Linked DNA regions of Homo sapiens: region 1 is linked to region 2. Evidence: read pairs that join two places in POLR2A ChIA-PET (ENCODE). Cell type or tissue: OCI-LY7. All regions are shown on one strand. Links, peaks and the distances in the headings refer to the core of each region. The heading gives the core; the rest is flanking DNA.

What was found. Peaks named below come from ENCODE experiments on the same cell type or tissue, not always from the same donor. Only the 100,000 strongest peaks of a DNase experiment are listed, where the experiment ranks them.
Region 1: POLR2A ChIA-PET joins it to region 2 with 6 read pairs; 2 of 35 experiments call an interaction of 5 or more read pairs at or near these places.

Annotation. Positions count from the first base shown.
Region 1 is chr10:79,017,478-79,028,098 of GRCh38, forward strand. The region is part of intron 5 of ZMIZ1-AS1 (ZMIZ1 antisense RNA 1); the gene reads right to left. It overlaps LOC112268062 (a long non-coding RNA gene), which reads right to left and starts at 3,480. Exons shown (of 2, transcript XR_007062214.1): 1 at 2,438-3,480; 2 at 393-1,863. RefSeq lists a cis regulatory region at 5,714-6,214 and an enhancer at 5,904-6,253. In OCI-LY7, for the core only: no CTCF peak of the experiment used is centred there; DNase peaks (open chromatin) are centred at 5,264 and 5,904; H3K4me3 peaks cover 1,319 bases; H3K27ac peaks cover 1,213 bases.
Region 2 is chr10:79,185,258-79,195,878 of GRCh38, forward strand. The region is part of intron 4 of ZMIZ1 (zinc finger MIZ-type containing 1); the gene reads left to right. Among named protein-coding and RNA genes, the nearest start is that of ZMIZ1, 120 kb to the left of the region's middle. RefSeq lists enhancers at 1-567, 2,265-2,800, 2,801-3,335, 4,943-5,477, 10,548-10,621. In OCI-LY7, for the core only: no CTCF peak of the experiment used is centred there; a DNase peak (open chromatin) is centred at 5,684; H3K27ac peaks cover 838 bases.

The DNA.
Region 1 (10,621 bases), core at 2,306-7,305, 170 kb before region 2:
GTTGCCCAGGCTGGTCTCAAACTCCTGGGCTCAAGGATCCTCCCGCCTCAGTCTCCCAAAGTACCGGGATTACAGGCATGAGCCACCACACCAAGCCAATATTCTTAGTCATATACAAGAGGGCCTGAGGCAGATCCAGATGTAGGGTGCTCATCTCTGAGAAGGCAGTGGGTGGAGGAAGTTCAGTACTCTAACCCCCAGGAGATGCAGGGCCCCCCAGTTTCATGCCCTTCCCTTTGCACAATGCTTTGCACTTAGAGTTGAGCCCAGCCAGCTTCCTAGGAGTATGGGGAGATGTTGTGAGTGGGACCCCCGAGATGACTGCATGGCACTTCATAGCTGGCATAGCTGTCCTGGTTATCTATGGCTGCATAACAAATCAACTATATACCTAATGGCACAAAATAATTTTATTATGTGCCCAGATTCTGTGGGTCAGCAGTTCAGACAGAGCACAGCAGGAGAGATTTGTCTCTATTCCATGATTTCTGGGATTTCAGGAAAAACTAAAATAGCTGGGGATGTTAGATGGCTAAGCTCAGCTGGGACTGTTGACTGGAGCACCTAGACATGGCCCCTCCATGTGGCTTGGGCTTCCTCACAACATGGCAGCTTCAGGACAGTGAATCTTCCTACTTCTTTACATGGTGGCTCAGGGCTCCAAGAGTGAGTGTTCCAGCAAACAAAGTATAATTTGCAGGGGCATGGTCTTTACTCACTTAGGGTCTCTTCTGCCATACCCTATGCAAAGTGCTGGAATTACAGGCATGAGCCACCGTGCCTGGCCTGTGGCCATGTTTTAACACCACCACAATTGCCATGGGTTGCCAGGCAGCCTGGCAGAGGAACACTGCAAGGACCCGTCCCTTCATGGCAGATTCAGAAAGGCTGAAAGGCGTTATGGTCAGTCAGGGAAGACCCAGGAGCCACTCAGGCCCACACAGACCTCTCTGTGTGCCACTGGCCTCTTGCACCCCTCCTTTGACTGTGACGTTCTCCCCTGGAGGGATCAAGAGGTCAAACCAGGCACTCAGAAAGGCAAGGGCCATAGTAGGGTGACCTTGAGTGAGCCACATGATGTCTGGGAGCTTTGCATTCCTTGCCTGCATCATGGCAGATGTTTCCTCTCTCCCACGGTTCTGGGGAAGAACAGAGGAGAGAATGTATATGAAACCCATTCACCCAGTAGGTTCCTGGCCAAAGCAGGTTTCCTTCCAAGGGGAATGGGGTGGGGCGGGGGTGCCACAGGCAGGGAGAAGATCTGAGGGCCTGACTCACTGGGTTCTCTCCCAGGGACTTAACCAGGGTGGCGTGTCTGCACTTGAAGCTGCAGCAGGCACCTCTCAGGCCTGTGGCTCCCAGCTCTAATTACAGATTTCTGGACATGTTTCCTGTTTGGGAGCTGGCAGTGTCCCCGCAGAGGATCCACAGATAATGAGCAGCTGGCTTCAGAGGCTCCATCCATGGGGCACTGACCTGGGAGCAGGCCCAAGCAGGCCCGCCTCAGACAGCAGAAGGCCCTCAAAGGTCATCTGGTCTCAATTCTTCCCCACATCACACTCACACAGGACCAACACCGTGATCACCATGACCAGTCTCTGCTTGCACGGTTCCAGTGATGGGCAGCTCACCACTTCACAGCCAGTCTGCTAATCTCTAGACATCACTCAAGACAGCACTGGAAGCACTTCCCAAATCAGTTTGTCCTTTAACTTCTAGCTATTGATCCCCAGGTCCACCAAGAACAATGAAACATGGAACAGAAGAAGGGCGCAGACCCTGGGATCAAGAAGAACTGGCTTTGGTTCCAATCTTAGTTTTTACGCTTGCAGTCTTGGTCTCTTTGATCCTCAATATTCTTCTCTGTAAAATAAGAATAATGCTATCCAGTATGAAGGGCAGCTGGAAGAGTGGAAGGTCATAACACGTGTGAACACACCTGGCACACAATAGACACCAAGTGCATGCAATTCCTTCCCCTTTCCCTCTTGGACACCTGCATTAGGTAGCTTTTTTAGGATTATAGATCAGAGACACACACTCAGATTCAAGCAAGTGACCGGCCTGAAGACCACAGGTACACTTGGAGGATAAAGGGGACAGAGGCCACCTCTTCTGCCACACAGTGGTGTCTCACGGCAAGCTGGAGGAGCCCAGGGTCCCGAGCCTTCCCCTTTCAACTCCCGAGTGCAGCTGAATGTCTGTTGAATGAAAAGAGGGTGGATGGCTGGCTGGATGGTTGGATGGGTTGATGGATGGATGAATGGACAATGGAACCATTTAAATAGGTTTCTAAAACCTGCCAGGAAACACCCACCCCTTTTAATTCTAGCCAAACTGAATGTCATCTTTTTGTCGAGAAATAGAGTAAAGCAGTGATGTTTAAACTTTTCTAAGCATCAGAAGAGGACTTGTGAAACAGATTCCTGGGTCCTACCTCCAGAGATGTTAATGTTCTAGGGTGGGGCCTGAGATGTTGCACTTCTAACCAGCTCCCAGCTGTGGCTGAAGCTGTTGCTCCACAGGCCACACTTTGAGTGTTGTGGAAGAAAGCAGACAGTCAACTTACAACACCCTTTGGAAAACAAGCACAGGAGCAAGATGAGGTCACTGGCCTGGGAGAGTTCAGCAGGAGGGAGTGCCCCTCCCAGCCCAGGGGTGGAAAGTGTGTTATGACACCAGCCCCTGCCTCCCACCACTTCAAATCTTCTGCTTTCCGTCTCCAGCCTGGGATCTCTCAGAAGCCCCTGTGACACCACAATGGCTTCATGGCAGATAGGGCTCTGGTCCAGAAGATAACACCTCCCCACAGGAGTTCAGGCTGGATGGAAATCTCAATAAACAGGGCGGGATGTGCAGAGGGTAAGGCAGGCCATCCACTCACTACAGGCCTTCCAGCAAGGGCTAGAAGGCCTAGAAAGAAGAGTGTAATCTTCTGGCTTCCCAGACACACACACTTGCACGCGCACACACACACGCACATGGAGGAGGGCCCAAACCTCTCCCCTAGACACCCAGAAGGTCTTCATTGCTTGGGACCCATCCAGCCATGGTTCCCATGGCTGATGGTAGTAGGGCCTCACTTCAATATTCAGGTCAGGCACTAACTTGCTGCATGGCCTTAAACATGTCCTTTCTGTTTTCTGGGTCTTATCTTCCCATCTGTAAAACAAGGTAGATGGATTAGGTCTTGCCTAGAGAAGGAACTGACATTACCTGAGCCACTGATATGTTTATTTATTAACTTTTCTCTCCAAAATATTTGATTGAGCAATTCCTATGAACCAGGACCTGATCTATAGCACTGCACAGGAGAGATGAAACAAAGCTCATGCCTCGTGGAGCTGGCCCCATGCTTTGCACGAAATGCCTGATTCCTATGATCTCATTTAGCCTTTACTACAGTCACCCACAGGAGTTGGGTGCCATCATCCTTGCTTTACAGATAAGAAAACTGAGGCATCGGCAGGGTGCGGTGGCTCACGCCTATAATCCCAGCACTTTGGGAGGCCGAGGTGGGCAGATCACTTGAGGTCAGGAGTTCAAGACCAGCCTGGCCAACATAGTGAAACCCCATCTTTACTAAAAATACAAAAATTATCCAGGCATGGTGGGGCATGCCTGTAATCCCAGCTACTCGGAGGGCCAAGGCGGGAGAATCACTTGAACCTGGGAGGTGGAGGTTACAGTGAGTTGAGATTGCACTACTGCACTCCAGCCTGGGCAACAGAGAAAGACTCTGTCTCAAAAACAAACAAACAAGCAAAAAACTGAGGCACAGATAAGAGGCAGGGCTGGAGTTTACACTGTCAGTGGTTCCACAGACCATCACGTAACCCTGAGACCTCCACTCTTGACCAAGCCCATGTCCTCTAGTTCTCTGTTTGGGTGAAGGTCATCCCCTCCTCAGCACCCTTCCATCAGCCTCCAAAGTCCACACCCCACAAGGAAGCGGAAAGACTGGAGGCTGCAGGGAAGGTGGTTCACACTCCCCGCCCAGATTTGGAGGTTCCAGGCTGGGCTGAGGCTTCTACTTCCTCCCCGCTGAGAGGGCAGCTCCGGGCCAGGCTGCTCCCTTGGCACGGGGTGCCCTGAATCACAGGTGCTCTAGGGGTGCTGCCAGGTTCTTTTCAGGGCCCCCATCCCCACCCACCCTACTCATCATTCACCCTTAGTGCCCATACATGACCTGAGAGGCAGAGGGAGCCCATCCCTTGGGTGCTAATGCAGCATGGCATCAAAAAAATGAGATCGGTCCAGCATCTGTGCATTTACCCACAAGATTGCAATCCAGAACCTAGAAAGAGGCTATTTTAACTTCAACTTGCAAGGAAGCTTAGCGTCACTATGGAAAATAAACTTGATGTTGAGCTACGCAGGGTGGGACTGGACACCACCATGATCCTGTCAGTACTTGGGGCGTCAAGGTCTCAGCCAGCCTTGGCTCGATGCCTCACTTTCCCACTTTGAAGATGTGCCCAATCATTTTCTACTGCCTGGAAAACTTCTCCTTTCCCTTCTGCCTCCCCTAAATGCTCATTTTTCATGGCTTCATTTACCTACTGCGTCCCCCAGGAAGTTGTTCTTAGCCCCGGCTGCCCCCAGTCCAGCTCAAAGTTCCACCACTGGACGGCTGAGCTCTGGGAACCCGGTGCCCTGCCTAGGCTAGGCTGTTTGCTGGGTTCCTCTGGCCTTCCTCAGGGTAAGGAAGATCACCGCACACCCAAGAGGCCCTGCAGGGCTTCAGGCACCACCTGAGTCACTGCTTTTCTTCGAGAGCCTGCAAAGCTAGAAGGCAGTATTTGCCTTTTACGCTGTCTGATGCAAGCATACTGTGGCATTTTTCTAGAGGATTCAAGACCACGCGGCTCTCAAGAAGTCGAATGCAGAAAGAAGCACACAGGAGAACCCAGTTGCCTCCTCTGAAGTGAATCACCAGAGAGATTCACAAAAACCTAAAGGAATGTCACTCTTCTGCTCAACTTTCTTTGTTTTAGGAAAATAGTTATTTTTTATGAAAAATATACGTTCATGTGTAGTGTTTATTCTTGTTGTTCTTAAAGAATTAAAAAATATTTTGTAATTTCTCAGTTTTAATTTTTAATGTGGTAAATATCCAGAGATATTTAACAATATTTTGCCTAAACCAAAGCTCTTTCGGGTCGTCAACAACTTTTCAGAATGTGACAGGGTCCTGAGGCCAGGCTTGAGGACGGCTGGAGGAAGTGTCCCGCCCACCACAGCTGATTGGATGAAGGGCGGGACCTGACTAGTGGGCAACCAATCCAGAGGCAAACGGTGGTGTGGGAATCGGCAGGGATTGAGGGGAGCAACAGGGCTATGCACGGTGAACTGGGCAGGCAGCCGAGGGAGAGGGCCTGTAAGGAGGCCTGGAGGGAAGCCAGGGAGGAGTTAGGGCCGCAGAGCAGCCACGTCTATAAGGAGCAGGGGCTGAGGTCCAGGCCAGATACACAGGAAGAAATGAATGCAGGAGACGGCGTGCAACAGGAAGAAGCAGAGAAGCAGCGGAGACGGAGGTACCTGGGGATGATGCCAGGACTGCAGCTTCAGGGACTTGTGGCAGATGCACAGGGTGCCTCTGGCTCCCTGGAGCTCCACACTGCAGTCCCAGCTCTGTCTGCAACCCACTGCTTTGATTCACCCAGGTTCCCACAATGATGCTCGTTTCACTCAACCCTCCCGTACTTGAGGTCAGCTGAACACCTCTTTTCTTCCCAACCAAAATAGCCTTGAGTTCTGTCCTGGCTCTGGGATCCAGCGGTCCCTCGCAGTCAACGTGGAGATGCTGAGTGCAGCTCATCACGAGGACTGACATCATCACATATGTAAGGGCCTGGCGTGTGCCGGGCCCTCAACAGGTGTGGCTAATATTAGCATGCTTGCTCCTCCCTCGACTGCTACTGTCATTATTAGCGGTGGTATTAATATCACAGCAGGAAATGGTCTCCAAGGTCACAGAGCTTAAGCTCTCAGTTTTACTGAGGGATGAACAGCAAGGCCAGGAGCAGGTCAGAAGCAGAACTGGAACCAGAGCCCACTCTCCTGTCCTGTCCAACCGGTCCCAGTGAGAGTGTAAGCTCCCTGGGGGGAGGGGCCATCCAGCAACCCCACATCCACACAACCGTCCACTCCTCTTCTCAGAAGTCATTTCTTTCAACACATCCCATGGGCTCTGTGCCAAGTGCTGTCTCCACAACAGGGTTTGGTCCAGAATTGGTTCAATCAATGTTTGTAGATCGATCCTTGGCCTCTCCCATCTGGCTAGACACAGGGAATCCAGGCCAGGGGTGGGGGTTGGAAAGGGTTCCAGGAGTCTTCCCCATGAACACCAGTCACCAAAACGTCTGTTACTCCCAGCAGCTCTCTTGTACCCACCACCTGTCCTGAGTTCTTCAGTGGAGAGCAGGGCCTGAATCTTCATCCCTTTAGCCAGAGAGGAAACAAGGCCCAGAGAGGTATAGTGCCTGTCTCAGGACACACAGCCAGCAGTAGGAGAGCCAGGGATGGAAATACAGGTCTGTCAATGCAAGTTCCTGATTCCAGAGTGAGCTGAGATATGTCAAGTATGCCTGACAGTAGGTAGCTGAGAGCAGGGTCTCAAGGGTAGACAGAGGGGGGGGGGGTCAGAGAGGGGCATTCGTGGGGTATGGACATCACAGAATCCAAGCCCCTGAAATAGCCACCTCTTCTACTGTCTGATAACTGAGCAGCTCCAGCTTCAAACACTTCACACTCAAACAGTGGGGCATCCATGCCAGAAAAAGCCTGGCTGGCCTGCAAAGGAAGAAAGATGGGGCCACTGGCCTTGCAGAGCCTCCCGTCCCAGACAGGGTAGAGTGTGGAGAAGAGGTGGCAGCCGCGCTCAGAGCTCCAAGAGAGCCCCCTGGGCAGGAGCTAGGTGGGCAAGCAGAAAGGTGGGGAGGCCCTGCCTATAGAAGCAGCAGCCTGAGTGAGCGCTGGGAGCCTGCAGAAGAAGAGGTTGGAGCCCAGCAGTCTGGGCAAGGATGAGGCCAGGTCTGGTGTGGGGACCCTTTATACCCTCTCTTCCCACCCTGTACTTCTCAGTCCCAGCTGGAAGCATGATGTATCTCCCCAGCTAGATGCGAGGCTCCCTGAAGGCAGGCCTGGGGGGCTCACTGCTGAATTCAGAGCCTGGCCCAGAACAAGTGCTCAGTAACTATGCGGAGTGAGTGACAACAGATACAGGCTAGGAGGGCCTGGGATAACTCTGAAAACAGAGCTTCTGTGCAACAGCAGGCTTAGCCCTTGTTTCCTGATAGATTTTGGCTGTTGCCACCAAGTGGGAAAGGGAGTGGTGGGGGAGGGGACCTGGAGAAGGGGAGTGACCTGACAGCAGAGGTGTCAGCAAGGCCCAGGAAGGGGTCAGGGCCCCATCCTGCAGGAGCAGCTCTGCCGGCAGCTGGGTCAGGCTCCCAGGTCCAGAGACGCCCCATGCTCCACTGTAGGGATGAGGCCACAAGGCTGGTCTTTGCCCCCTACTAGAGTCTGAGGCTCCAGCAGCTGATCTGGGCCAGCTCGGCAGAGAGCTGGATCTGGGAATAGGCTTTCCTCACTAGGCTACAGGAAGGAGCGATGCTGCTGAGGCCTGATGTTCATGCAGGGAGAAGGCTGGGGTACCAGTGATGCCCAAGGACAGCTCCTCTTACACCCATCCCTGGTCCAGCTCCCTCGTTGTCCTTAGCAAGTGGGGGACCAACTGAAGTCTCTGAAGTCTGCAAGGTGGGGCCGTCAGCTGAGGCCCACAATGACGTCTGTACTCCCCCAGTCACAAACAGGCATGCACACACCCACAGGCACACACTGACACACACATGCCCAGCGTGGGCTCTGTGCAGGCGGGGTCCTGCTGCAGGAAGGGCTGGTGCGGCTGCCAGGCAGCAGGCCCAGCACAAAGGCACAGGGTTGGGGGGGCGGTGTTGGCGGCACAGGAGTGGGGGAGGGCTGCGAGGGATGTGGCTCAGAGCCTAACAGGCCACCAGCAGCCGTGGCATCTGCTTTTTCTCACCTCTAAAGGGAATCGATTTGTCTCTGACTGATTTCCCTGACGTCTAGTTTTCTTCTCCGCCCGGCTGTCAGCCCAGCCACTGCACACAGGGAAGTGCGGGGGGAGCACCTTGACCGCCTGCCTGCCAGCCTCTCTGCCGCCTCACCACACCACCCCCTCACACACACAACACACGCTGCACTCACACTCACACGCCCGACAGAGAAACCCACACCCCACACCCGCACCACAGCCTCCCGTCCAGACACCCACACTCCCACCTGACAGACAAACCTGCCATACACCGTACAGACATATGTAGACAGATGCATATGCAAGCATGCACACACACACAGTACAAACACAGAGACAGACCTGCCACACGCGATACAGACACATAGTTTTACTGTGTGTAACATAGGTATACAGACACTCTCACACACGCACCACAGTACAAACACACACACACACAAACACACACTCCCACTCCACAGACAGACCTGCCACACACCACACAGTATAAACACATACACAGACACATGCAGACACATCACACACAGAAAGATGGACACACACACACATAGACCCACACACAAAGCCTCCACACTGACATCCCCAAGTACCCCAGAGTCACCACCATAACCCAGACACACACACACACACACACACACACACACTACATTACCACTCTCAGATACCAAAAGGGACACTGGCACACACAAGCCTCACACTCTCAGATGGCCCCAACACTCACGCACCCCACACATTCACACAGCCACACAGGCTGCATCCCTGCTCACACAGCTACACACACCACACACACACTCATACTCCCTGATCCCCACCAACACCCCCCTCGACACGAGCACCCACAGTCATGCACACCCACACAGTCCCAGGCCACATGGGCACTCCTCGCTGTCCCCGCCCACCCCAGCAACCCCTACTTCATCGTGGAGCTGCTCCTGGCCCCCCGAGAGTAGTAACGGCCCCCTTGGTGGAGGCAGACATAGGTGTGACCCAAAGAGGTGGGCAGGGCCTGGCTGGGGGGCACGGGGGACCCCAGGGTGCTGCTCATCTGGACAGGCTCGTTGCAGGGCAGCCTGGGTGAGGAGCTGGACCCTGGCAGGGCTGCAGTGATTTGGGGCAGGGGTGGGGGTGCCAAATGCTCAAGATTACCAGGATCAAACCAAGCTTTTCCAGCACAAGGGCAGGGCTTCCCGGCGCCCCAAAGGACCTGGGCAGTCAACAATAATGATGGCGGTGAGCAGAACAAGGATAATACAAACTGATCCTCTCTGTGTCCACAAAGCATGTTCCCATCTGTGACAGCTCTAGATTGGATCCCGGAAACATCCACTAGAGTTGGCATTATTCCCACCTCACAGATGAGGAAACCTAGATCTGAATCTGGAAAGGGACTTATCCAGGGTGCGCCGTGGGCAGTGAATTTAGACCTGGAATCCAGGTGCACCAATTCCCTGGCCAGAACTCCAACCAACCAACCAACCAACCAACCAACCAACCAACCAACCAGAACTCCAGATAATGGTCCATCTGTCCTCAGAATCCTCCTAAGGCCATCCACACTGGCACCACCTGCCTAGGGAACACTAAGGAAGCCCTCAGCATGAGCCCTGGCAAGGGGCAAGTACATGTGTACGTGTACATGCAAGGTGTGTGAAGGTGTGCATGACTGTGAATGCATGGGGCAGGTGTGGGCAGCAGGCCCCACAGGTGGGTGTTGGGAGACAGCGTGTCTATGTAGGTCACGTGCGACTGTGTAGGTGGGAGAGCTGTGTGGGTAGAGGTGTGCCGCCAAGGGGATCCAGATGCGGCTATGGGTTTGTGTGCATGTGAGGGTGCCTGTAGGAGAGACCGTGTGAGGGTGTATGTATCCATGGGAGAGGTGACGTATGTGCCCTGAGATGAACACACCAGCATGTGTGAGCATGGCAGTGCACACCCATCACAAGTGTGCTGACCATGGGGCATGCTCCAGATTAGGGGGCGGATCCCCCCACGCACCTGTCTGTCTCTTGGTCGCCTCCCCTCCCCTGGGGTTTATCTGGCCCAACAGCCTTACTCGCAGCCCAGGCAGCAGATAATTGATTAATAGAACTGGTGCTTGGCTCTTCAAGGTCTGGCTGGAGATAAGCAGAGACTCGAGTACCAGCGAGAGGGGGGTGCTGAGGATTTGGGGCTACCCTCGGAGCCCACAAACCACAGACACCCCCGTCCCCAGCCTTCACCCACCTCCCCCTCGTGCCTGTGGTCCACACACCCACCACGGTAGCACATGCAGGGCAGGAGCCCACAGTAAGCCACAGAGTGCAAAGCTGGGCAGGCCCCACCTCCCACCCTGCCTGCCTCAGAAGCTGAGCTGAGCAATGAATGGCTGCTGAGCAAATAACCTCCCAGCTGGGAGTCCACTCACTCACCACTTCCTTCACACATCCATTCTTTCCAGCACCTGACCTAGCACCTACCAGGTAGGGGGTGCAGGTGGCACCAGGAGCTCCAGAGGCCAGGCAGACACAATCCTACCTTGGGGCCATCACAGCCCTTGTGGCCTCTGAGGACCCTCCCAGGCCA
Region 2 (10,621 bases), core at 3,701-8,700:
TTCCCTCCAAAACGGATTCGCCCCAAAATTGTTGAGTCGGCAGCATCCTGCCTTCTCCCTGAGCCTGCTGAAACGATAGAAAATGCAATCTGCCCCTGACCTTGTGCTTTTCACCTCTTTTTAAAACATTCCACTGTAGCACAAGGACATGTTTTGTTTTTTCTTATTTATCCTCCTCCCATGCCAGCTGGGGCTCCAAGTCCTTCTCTCCAATTGTTGACTGGAGCCAGAAGGGAAAGGACTTCTACATCTTTTTTTTTTTCCTTGTTCAGCTGTCAGCAGAAATAAAACAAGCAGGTTTATATTTGGAAAGCAGAGGGTCTCAGCCACCAGATCGCTATGTCCGGGGTAGGTCACAGCCTTTGTATCTTCTCCTCCCTCAACAGTGGCTTGAAATTTGATCCACAGATTTGCAGAGTTGAGAGTGAAGGGAGGGTTTTTGGAGCAGGCCTGTCTTTACTCACTTTGACTTTTAAATGCCATTGGAGGATTGTGGATGAATCTTCAGTTGCTGACAACACTGGACCTTGGAAGAGATGGTTTTAGAAAAGAATCCCCCTGGAATAACCCTGGAGCAGTCAAGGTTTGGGCAGCATCTGGAGTGTCTGTGTCCATTCCTGTCCATCATCTGCTCCCTGTACAGGGAGGCTGGAACTCTCACCTGGTTCAGGAGGTTTCGAGGCTGTCTAAGGAGTAGCGAGGAGTCCCAGCCAGGCCCGATGACCCCAAGAGTTACTGTTAGGAGACAAAACCAAACAGGAAAGAAGGAAGAGAGAAATGTGGCCAGTGTTCACTTTCAGGTCCCTGGATGTTTTTGAGGGCACTGTAGAGGAGGGAAAGGGTGTGAAGAGACTTGGGTCCAAATACCAGACACACACCCACCACCCACGCCCTTTGGGCCTGGGTCTTCCCATCTGAACAACTGCCTGGCCCTGGATCCTGTCCAAGCCCTCCCCTGGTCTGTCCCATGGTCTGTGCTCTCAGGGTCACTTTGGGTGATCTAAGCAGTTAATTTTTTACCTCGAAGTGACTCTCTGTTCCGTAAGTAATTTTAAACAAATTCTCTTCCTGTCCTTGCACTTCCACAGGAGAAAAACATGACCCACCGGGGTTTTTCACCGGCCCCCACAGACTGGCGTGTCCCAGGCTGTGTGCCTGCTAGAAGCCCTGGGCAGGAAGGGGCTTGGTGGGGCCTCCAGTGTTTTTTAGCCCCATTTGGGATTTCCAGCGGGTCTTTCTTGTTGATTCCCGAAATCCTGTCAGATCTTGCTATTAGCATGAGGCTCTCAGAGTATAAACTAATGAATTACAGCATGATTACACAGCACATAATTAACTTTGTAATTAATATGCAACTGCCACTTAAGCTAAAACACTGCTTATAGAGACGTACAGCAATAGTAAATCACAGGTCAGAAGTAGCACTTTGGAATTTTCAAAAGAATGAGCGTGAGCAGGGAATCACTTAAGGCAGCAGAGTGAGTTAATTAAAAAGCAGATGAATGGTGAGAGTCCTGCTTCATTTCAATACCTTCTCCCTTAAGAAGGACCCCGTGCCACCCGCCAGGCTGACTGGTCAAAGGGGCACTGAGCATGTGGTTTTATTTCCAAAATAAGACGGGCTTTCCCTGCCCACTCTCTTAACCATCTGCCCAGCCACACTGCCCCTGCTGGAGGCCATGCCCCCTTGGCCCTTGGCACCTGGCTCCACCTCTCCTCCTCCAGGAAGCCTGTGGGGTGATCCCCAGCCTGGCCTCTGCAGTCTAGCCCTCTGGTAGGCACTCCCAGCAGGTAGGTTGGTACTGTTTGTCTGCCTTCACCTGGATTTTAGGCTTCTGGAAATCAGTGATGTCATCTTACTCTTTTTGTTTAATCCTTTCTTCCCCAGCCTCCTGCAAGAGTGTTAAAGCTAGAAGATGCCTTAGGAATCATCTCACCCCGTCCCCACTTCATCAAGGCCATGGAGTCCAGGGTCTGAGCGCTGTAGTCACACCACAATATGGCCTGGGCCAAGCAGAAATTCCCTCTCCCATGCCTGGCTCTAGCCCGGCGGACACTGCCAGTATAGCTGCGTGATTAGGCTGGAACCTTTGAAATGAGCTAAAGCCAAGTTCCGGTCCCAGCAACCTCACTGCCCAGCTGTGTGACCTTGGGCGAGTTGTGTAACCTCTCTGGGCCTCAGGTTCCTCTTCTGTGAAGTCTGAGCTGTGGTGCCCACTTTGCTGGGCTGGAGTGAGAATTCGATGGGATGATGTATGCAAAGGGGCCTGGTGCAGCGAGTGGGCTCCCGGAAAGCTCAGCACCCCAGCCATCCTCAGAGGTTTGGGGTACAGGGAGAAATGAGTGACATCTTGATCAGCCCCTTCCTTCTGGGGCTGAGGAAATGGGCACAGAGAGGTGAGCCATGTGTCCACAGTGCAGTATGCATGCTGGCATGCTTGGGACCCCCAGGCCAGGATCCTCCTGAGGACACACCTTGTGTCCTGTGTCCCTCCCAGGCTGAGCACAGGCGGTGCAGAGCTGACCCAGGGCAGCGCCTGGAGAATGAATGAACCCAAGGGCCTCCCTCTGGGCAGCCGGAACCCGCGCAGTCTGCCACTCAGCTTCCCTGTTCCCCAGCCCCAGAATAGTGTGGAGATAGCTTGGTTTTGTGTATAGTTACTGGGCTTTGAAGTCTGATAGATCTGGGTTTGGATCTCAGCTTTGCCATCTTCTGATCTTGGGCAAGTTCCTTAGTTATTTTCAGCCTTAGTTTTCCCATCTGTAGATGGTGCCACTCATTCATTCTACCTTCGGCTATATTGTTATAAAGATAATTCACATAAAATACCAAATATGCTGCCTGACGTAGTACATAATGAAGGACACGCCTATTGTTCTTGTTACTATTCAGAATTATGAATGGAGATGTCAGTGTGACTGCAGGAGGGCCACCCACCTCTAGGGCCTCAGGTAGAGAATCCTGCCTGCTGCCTGGGCCACCTGGGCCTGCACACACCCTGGCTTCTGTGCCTCTGGCTGCAGTCATTGCTTGGATGGGACAGGGGAGGGTCATCTCCGCCTCAGGCAGCTCATGTGACCTTCCTACTCTGGCCTTTGCCCTTCCAGGAAGTGTTCTGGGCCGCTCTTCCCGCCCCCGAGCCAGTCTTGCTGGGGGAGGGAGCCCAGGGCGCCTTCAGGCAGGCTCGTGGCTGGTTGGGTATATCCAAGGTGGCCATGGCTTTCATGAAGCTGGACATGATACTGGATTCAGAATCCAGGATTCCGATCTTTCTGTGGCTTCTCTTCGCACAGACGTCTTTGTTTCTGGTCACGCCTTTGTGGCCAGAGCCCAGCTTGGAGCTAGGAATCTTCCTCCTGTCCCCCACCCCCCTAGTATCCCCTCCCCCAGTCTTTTACCCAGCCAGCTGGCCCTCCTTGCCTCTTCTGTGTCTCTCCTCCAGCCTCTCCACCCTTGGGCCACTCCCTTTAGGTCGGCATTTCTCAAAGCAAGTCCTGGGGAAAACTAGTTCTGTGGGATTTTAAAATGTGTTTAGTGAAAAAAGCATTTTTGCCATCCAGTAACACTGAGAAAAGCCAGATTTTGTAAGGCCCTTCCCATGCAAGCGTGCTTTCATGATCTCCCAGAGGAGGACAGAAGATGCAGCTTTCCCCAACTCATCTAACCGGGAATGCTTCGCTCAGGAGCACCTCCTGGGACCTGGTTTCCAAGAAACAGATCTGGGCAGAGCCATCTGGGGTGTCCCAGTCACCAGAGCACAGTGTGGCTTTTCTCTGATCTCCTGTCTTTATTAGAGATGGTGCCCAGGCAGACTTCATCTGGGCATCGAGGCCACTGCTGGAGGAGCTCACTTGTCCGAAAGCTCCTTCCCTAATCCATCCTTCCCTCTGGAACATTTGTGACTGTCCTTTGCCACTAAAACAGAGTCCCTCCAGCTCCTCAACCTGGCATTCTGGCCAATGGCATGGGACCCCTGCCTCCCTCTCAGCTGCAACCACCCAGGACTTCTGAGGCGCCCTGTTGAGCTCATGGTATGGTTCCCAGAGGGCCTGTAGAGTGGTGGTGTTTAACTCTGTCACGCAGGCACCCAAGTCTCTGGCTCCAGCTTCCTTCTGCCTCTGATGGAGCCGATAAGACCCACCAGGGCACTCTAGAGAGTGAATGTTCACCTGCTCAGGGCGAGGCTAAGTTTCCTAGTCACTAACCCAGTGAATCAGCACAGCAGCCTATGAAGTTGTACAATTATGGTTACTGTTGTTATTATTTATAGATGAGGGACCTGAGGCATACTGAGGCTAGCATTGTGCCCCAGGGCACAGAAGCCAGCAAGTGTCAGAGCCAGGATGCAAGCCCAGGCAGCCTGGTGCCCTTAACCACTAAGCTATACTGCCCATCTAAGATGGGGTGAAACATGGGTCAACTCGTGAGGTTATAACACCAAAGTGCTTTGTAAACTGTAGAGTGCTGTGCACATTAGACTTTCAAGTCACCAGGCAGCTTTGGAGCACCTAGCGTGATTTTTGTCTCTGTTGGTTTTCAGCAGGCAGCCAGGAAGCGTGTTTTCGGATTGCCTGTGGGGTGTCCAGCGTGTGCTTGGAGGGTTTCAGGAATGAGGGCCCTCTGCTCTTGGGCCGAGGTGGCTCAGTCCCCTGAGTAGCCTCACACCCAGAGACTCCACTAAATGAAGATCGGGCTAGACCCAGCTGACGCACGCCCCTCCCATGCCATGGGCTTTCTGGAGAGTAGAGCTTGATGAATCACTGTGCCAGCCTCAGCCCAGCTCCCACCCCCGGATCTAGGGATGCTAGAAATCTCCATAGGGAGCTGTGGGGGCTGCCCAGGGCCTCTGCAGGGAGAAGCATAGCTGCTTCCTAGTAAGAGCCAAGCCCCTGTTCCCATCACACTTGGCATGGGCACCCTGTCCTACCCCACCCCAACCCCCAAGGCGGCTTGGAGCTCCCCAGGGCAGGCCCGTTTGAGCTGTCTGTGGGCTGACCACAGGCCTGGCCTGGGCAGGCATCAGCAGGGGTGGACTGGATGTGGTTGGGGCAGTTGGGGCTCCTGAGGCCTGGGTGTGGGCCCTGACCCTGCCTCGGATCCACAGTGGGGCCTTCAAGGCTCTGCTCTACGCTCCCTGCCTCAGGCCTCCGTTTCCTCATCTGTAAATGTTAGGATAGGCCTGCGCAGATCCCAGATCACTTCCAGATCTAAGCCATGAGGACTTTTCATTGTTTTTCCATCTACCACTTTTAGCTCAAGTAAATGTCTGCCTTCTGATTCCTCTGTTTCCCCAATTTTTTGGTTTTTTAGAAATTAAAAAATATATATATACTAACAGTGAAGAGCAGCTAACTAAAGGAGTACACTCATGGGCTCAGGAGGAGCAGCCACTGCCCTGGGTCATTCACACCCCCTGTGTGGCTAGGTAGAAATCACCTACCCACTCAGAGCCTCAACTTTCTCATCCACAAACTGAAATAATACTTGTTTGCAGGCTACTGTGAGACTGTGATATAAGGTTGCTTGAAATAGGCCCACCCATCCATAGAGGCTCTTAGCTTGAAAAGAACCTGGCTGTGACTCTCAGTTTAGGGTAAAGAGCACAAAGTCAGGAAACGGGAAGTTTGCATGTGGATCTGCTTGGTGGCCTCAAGCTAAGCCCTCCCCTCTCTGGCCTCTGTTCACTGCCTTTTCAAAAATAGACCACCTAGAAGACTTCATCTCATGTGTTGGTACCAGGTGGTTAACAATGGCTGTGCAGAAGTGTATGTGGAGGATTGGCTGGGAGAGTGCAGTGATTGATTAGCCATGCCTGCTATGGGTGTGGGAGGTGGAGGGTTGTATGGATGCCACCTCCACCTCTTGCATACCAGAGCATTACCATCCCTATGCCAGCTGGTCCTTAAGGGCTGATCTAGTTCTGTCTAACTCTTCCTGGGGGATGCCATTAATCCTGCCCCTATTTGGAGCTCCTGCAGAATGCCAGGTGGGATTTGGAGCCTTGGGGAGCTGGGGGTAGGGAGGGGACAATGGAGAATACCTCCATTCCTGGAGCCAGGGTGTAGGAACATCTGCTAGGTATTTACAGCCTTCTAGAGGGCACCAGCTGGTGGTCGGGGGGGGTCCTGCCTCTGTCTACAGTCACATCCTTCCCTATATCCTCCAAGGGCCCTCGGGTAACTGTTCTCACCCCTCTCTTCCCCACTTCATGGCATCTGAGCCTTTGGAGTCACAGACAAGAGCCTTGAGGCAGAGCCAGGACAGGGACACTGCATGAGCACTGCTATCCTGGGAGAGGCTTGTGGCCTGGGCCCAGCACTGGACGGGCCTGTGACTCCCTATCTTCACCATCCTCAGCACTCCACAGCAGTGCTAGTCACCTTCCTCTCACTCAGGGAAGTTGGGGCTGGGGAAGGCAGTGTCTAGTTGAGGGAGGTCTGCCATATTCCCATGGAAAACATGATACAGAAAAACATGGGCTTTGTAATCAGACCTAGATTCAAATCCTGGCAGTTGTCAGTAGTGTGACCCTAAGCAAATCATTGCACCTCTCAGAGGCTCAGTTTCTTCATCTGTAGTAGCCTCTGTTTCTTCACCTGTAGTACTGTAATAATAATTGGACCAGCATATAGAGTTTTGAGGCTTAACTGATGTGACATAGAGAACCTAGTGTTTAGCACATATAGGTTTGATAGTTGTTCAGTACCTCTTTCCACTCTGAGGAAACAAAGTGTAGGGGTGTGGCCTCCTTGGGAATGAGAGAAAGCCCAAGGGGCCTTCTCCAGAGCTGAATCCAACCCTCCTTTGCCTCTGGGGAAGAGAAGCTGTCAGAGAAAGTTCACTGTGAGGTCAGGGATTTGGAGTATGGCCAGAGGATGGCAGGGGGGTTTGGCCTCAAGGGCATGGCCTCCTCTAAAGTGCCATGTGCCCAGAAAGACAAGGCACACCAAATGCAGCTAGGATCCCAGCCCTGTGTGGGTTGGGTCAGTGGGCTGGCCCCTTTGTCAGGGCCACATCACTGAGTGTTTCCCCAGGAAACTGTCACTTCTGAATTAACTTCTGTGTCCCAGGGCAGGTTGCTAGGCATAGCTGTGTGGGGCTGACTGTCATGAAGCCCCCACTCTGAAATGCCAAGGTTACATTATGTTATCCCACTAGCCAGCATTGACAATGGGTGTTCCCGTGAACAAGGATGGGTGTTGGGAGATTGGATCATGAAGAGAAGTGGGTCCACCCTTCCGGAAGCTTTGAGTGCCAAGCCAAAGCATCTGAACTCTGGTGGGGCAGTGTGGAGCCGTGTCAAGTCTTGGCACAGGAGCACTGCCCTGGTTGAGGAAGGAGGGACTGAATTCTGAAGAGTTGTGGTCCGAATGCAGAATTTCACTTTTTAAAACACTGTCCCCTAAGTATTCATTTGCTCAGCTCCTCAACACAGTGGGGCAGGGAGGAGATGGACTTTCCTGCTTGACAGATGAGGATGCAGGCTCAGGAAGGTGAAATACCCTCCCACAACCTCATAGCCAGGAGGTCTGGCTCTCAGGACCACTGCCTACCCAGGGGCCCCACCCTGTGCAATGACTCACGCTGGCCCGAGGGCCTGCTCCAGTTGTCCTGCTAAGAGCTGGAAGCAGCTGGCCCTGTGCAGCTGCCCGGAGCTGCCTCTTCCATCCCTCTCCCCATCTCGTCTCCTGTCTCTCTGCCCTTCTTTCTGACTTCCCTGAGGTAGGGCACAAAGTCACTCTCCTACTGTCCTTGCTTCACCACCACCCTCTTCCTCTGCATCCAGCCCGTGTGCCTGGTGCAGGCTACCGAGGTTTGGGAATGCGCGAGCCACCTGCGACGTGACCACAGGCAGCTTCCACACCTCTCTGAGCTTCTACTCATTACCTTTAAGGTGAGGAAGTCATCAGTCTACATCAGTGCTTGCCTAACCTTGGTCACTTTCATTCCGTTCATACTATGTTTAAAACAATTCTTTAATTCACTTAGGTCTGCTATTGCTACCTAATTTAACTGCATGCTAAATAATAACATTCATGAACTCATCAGTCCAAAAACTTCACTATGAGAATGTAAAAGGTTTGTCCATGGACCTTCTAAAGTCATCGTTATCCCACCAGAAGTACATGTATCTCTCTTTGGGAACCCTCAACGGGGTAACCAGTGTCTCTCTGAGTCCTAGGATCTTCTGATTATGGCTGGGTGATGGGTTTTTCAGCTCTCACCACCCTGGTTCTCATGTACACCCAGCAATGGGCGTGCGTCCACCTGCCTGTTCACCCATCTAATGAGTACCTGCTGAGTACGGAGCCCTGGGCTAGACTAAGGGATCTGTAACTGGAAGACATTCCAGCTGATGGAGAGACAGTTGCAAGGAGTCAGCCCTCATCTAGTGCTGCTACGATGGGGGTGTGTGACAGCGACATGGAGGGGATAGGGATGGAAACCAAGAAAGAGCACGAAAGAGTGACAGTTGAGCCATACCCTGATGGATGGGAGGTGTCCAGGCATTGCGGGCAGAGGGACAGTCAGAGGCAAAGACATGGAGGTGCGATCTTCAGAGCACAGTCCGGGAGGCAGGGAGCAGCCCCACGTTGGGGACAAGGGATGTGACTGAGAGTAGTGAGGGCTAGGGGCCAGGCCGAAAAGGATCCCAACTGATGCTGACATGTGCAGGTTGGCAGGTCATTGCTGAGCCCAGGGCTCATGAAGTTTGTCCCTTTGGGAGTCTAAGGCTGATGAAGGGGCTGTCTGGGATGTCCTCTGGACCCCTAGGCTTTCCCTTCTGGCTGTGTCTTGGAACGCAGCCTCTGCTCGCGGGCTGTAGGCAGAGCTGCCCACTCCTGCCACTGGCACCGCTTGCCCCAGGGGACCTAAGCTGCAGATGTGCATGGTGATTGAATCATTTCTGCACACCACTGCTCACACAGCTCCCCGGGGACCCCCACTTGCCTGTGCAAGCTGTCATGAGATGTGTGTGCTCAAGTGCATCTGTGTTGGCATCCAGCATGTGCACATACCTGCTGTGAAGTATGCAAGGGGTCACATGTGTATGTGCCTATGCACACGTGTGCTGTGCAGACGCCTCTCTCTGGGTGCGTGTGCATTATGTGGACTGATGAACTAGTGAGGCCTCAAAGGTGGGAAATAAAACACTTGTGTTGGGACAGCTGACTGTTCGGTTGGCTGCCACCCTTGGGAGCTAGCTGCCTGTGGAGCTCCACATTTCTGTGGGGCAGCTAGAAGCACCTCATCCCTGTGTCCAGTGAGGAGCCCCCTGAGGGCTGTTTGCCTCCCCCAGCCGTTGAGACCGTTGAGATGCTTCTCTCCTTGCTGACTTGGCAGCCCAGAGATATCCAGGGCTCTATTTGGACCTGTCAGAGGGGCTCCAGCCCAGCTCTGCTCACGATGCCCTCCGTGTCCTCTTCCTCTCCCCACCTCCGCTTCCCACCCTGCTGCATGAGGGCATGAGGCAGGTGTTCCCAGGCCTTTTCAGCTCTCAACGTTCTATCCTCCAAGCAGCCCTCTATACATAATAGCCGCTAACTTTTCTTGAACTAGTCTTCTGCACCAGGCGCCGCTAAGCATAGACACCCTCGCTCTGCTGGGTGGTGAGAAGTGTAAATGGAAGCTTGGTCCCGAAAGACGTCCCACGGGAGTTGGGAAGACCGAGCTGACCCCATGTTACCATCCAAAAACTTCCATTTGCCCAACTAAGCCCAGCCAAGCGTAAGGTGCAAGAAGAAGCACAGAGCTGTGAAAGGGGCAGCGTCTTGGCCTTGGGCTGCCCTGGAAGAACAGCTCCCGGGGCTGCCGGGCCTTCAGCCTCCCCATGGACCTGCCTTGGGACAGGCTTTGCAGCTTCAAAAGCAGGCATTCTCCTCTTGTGGGGATGGTGTTTTCTGAACAGCCGGAGCTCCTCACAGGGAATCCTAAGAGGCTGGTATTTGACAGGCTGCCAAAGGCTGGCCAGCCCGATCCTGTGCTTTGCAGACAGCGAAATGGAGGTCCAGCTCTCTGCCCTATTCACTCAGCAAAGCAGGGTCCTGATCCCCCATGCTGATTAGCTTTGCATGGCTCCTGGCTGCTCTGACCAGGAGACATGGCGGGGGTCCTGAGCCGGGATGGGGGTAGCCTGCTTGGTCTCACCCCCCATTCAGGGGCAGTAGGAAGGGCTGAGGCCACGGGTGCACCTGGGGCCAGGCCGACAGTGATCTGTTGGGCGGGAGCCCGGCCTCTCCGGCTATAGAGCTGCAGCCACGGAGGATTTGTAGCGACTTGTAAAGGCTTAAAGGAGTCCAGGAGCCCGGAGGCGGAGGCAGCGGCCCAGCTGAGTGGCGCTCTTGTGGCGAAGGGCGACCTCTGCTGGCCACCAGGTGCGTGTCACCTCCCAAAGGTGGCCGGTGTGCAGGGAGCCCAGTGATGTAAGTGACTGGATTTGGGCAGGTTGGGTGGAACAAGAAGGTCATCTCCTGGGGCCCAGTCACAGCCGGAGGTGGGGACTACCAGGAAGCTCTGACTGCCAGTCATGGGGAGTGCAAAGAACAGCACATTAACAGCTGGAAAGGTAGAGGGTTTGAATCTCAGCCCAGCAGCTTTCCGGCTGTGTCACCTTGGGCA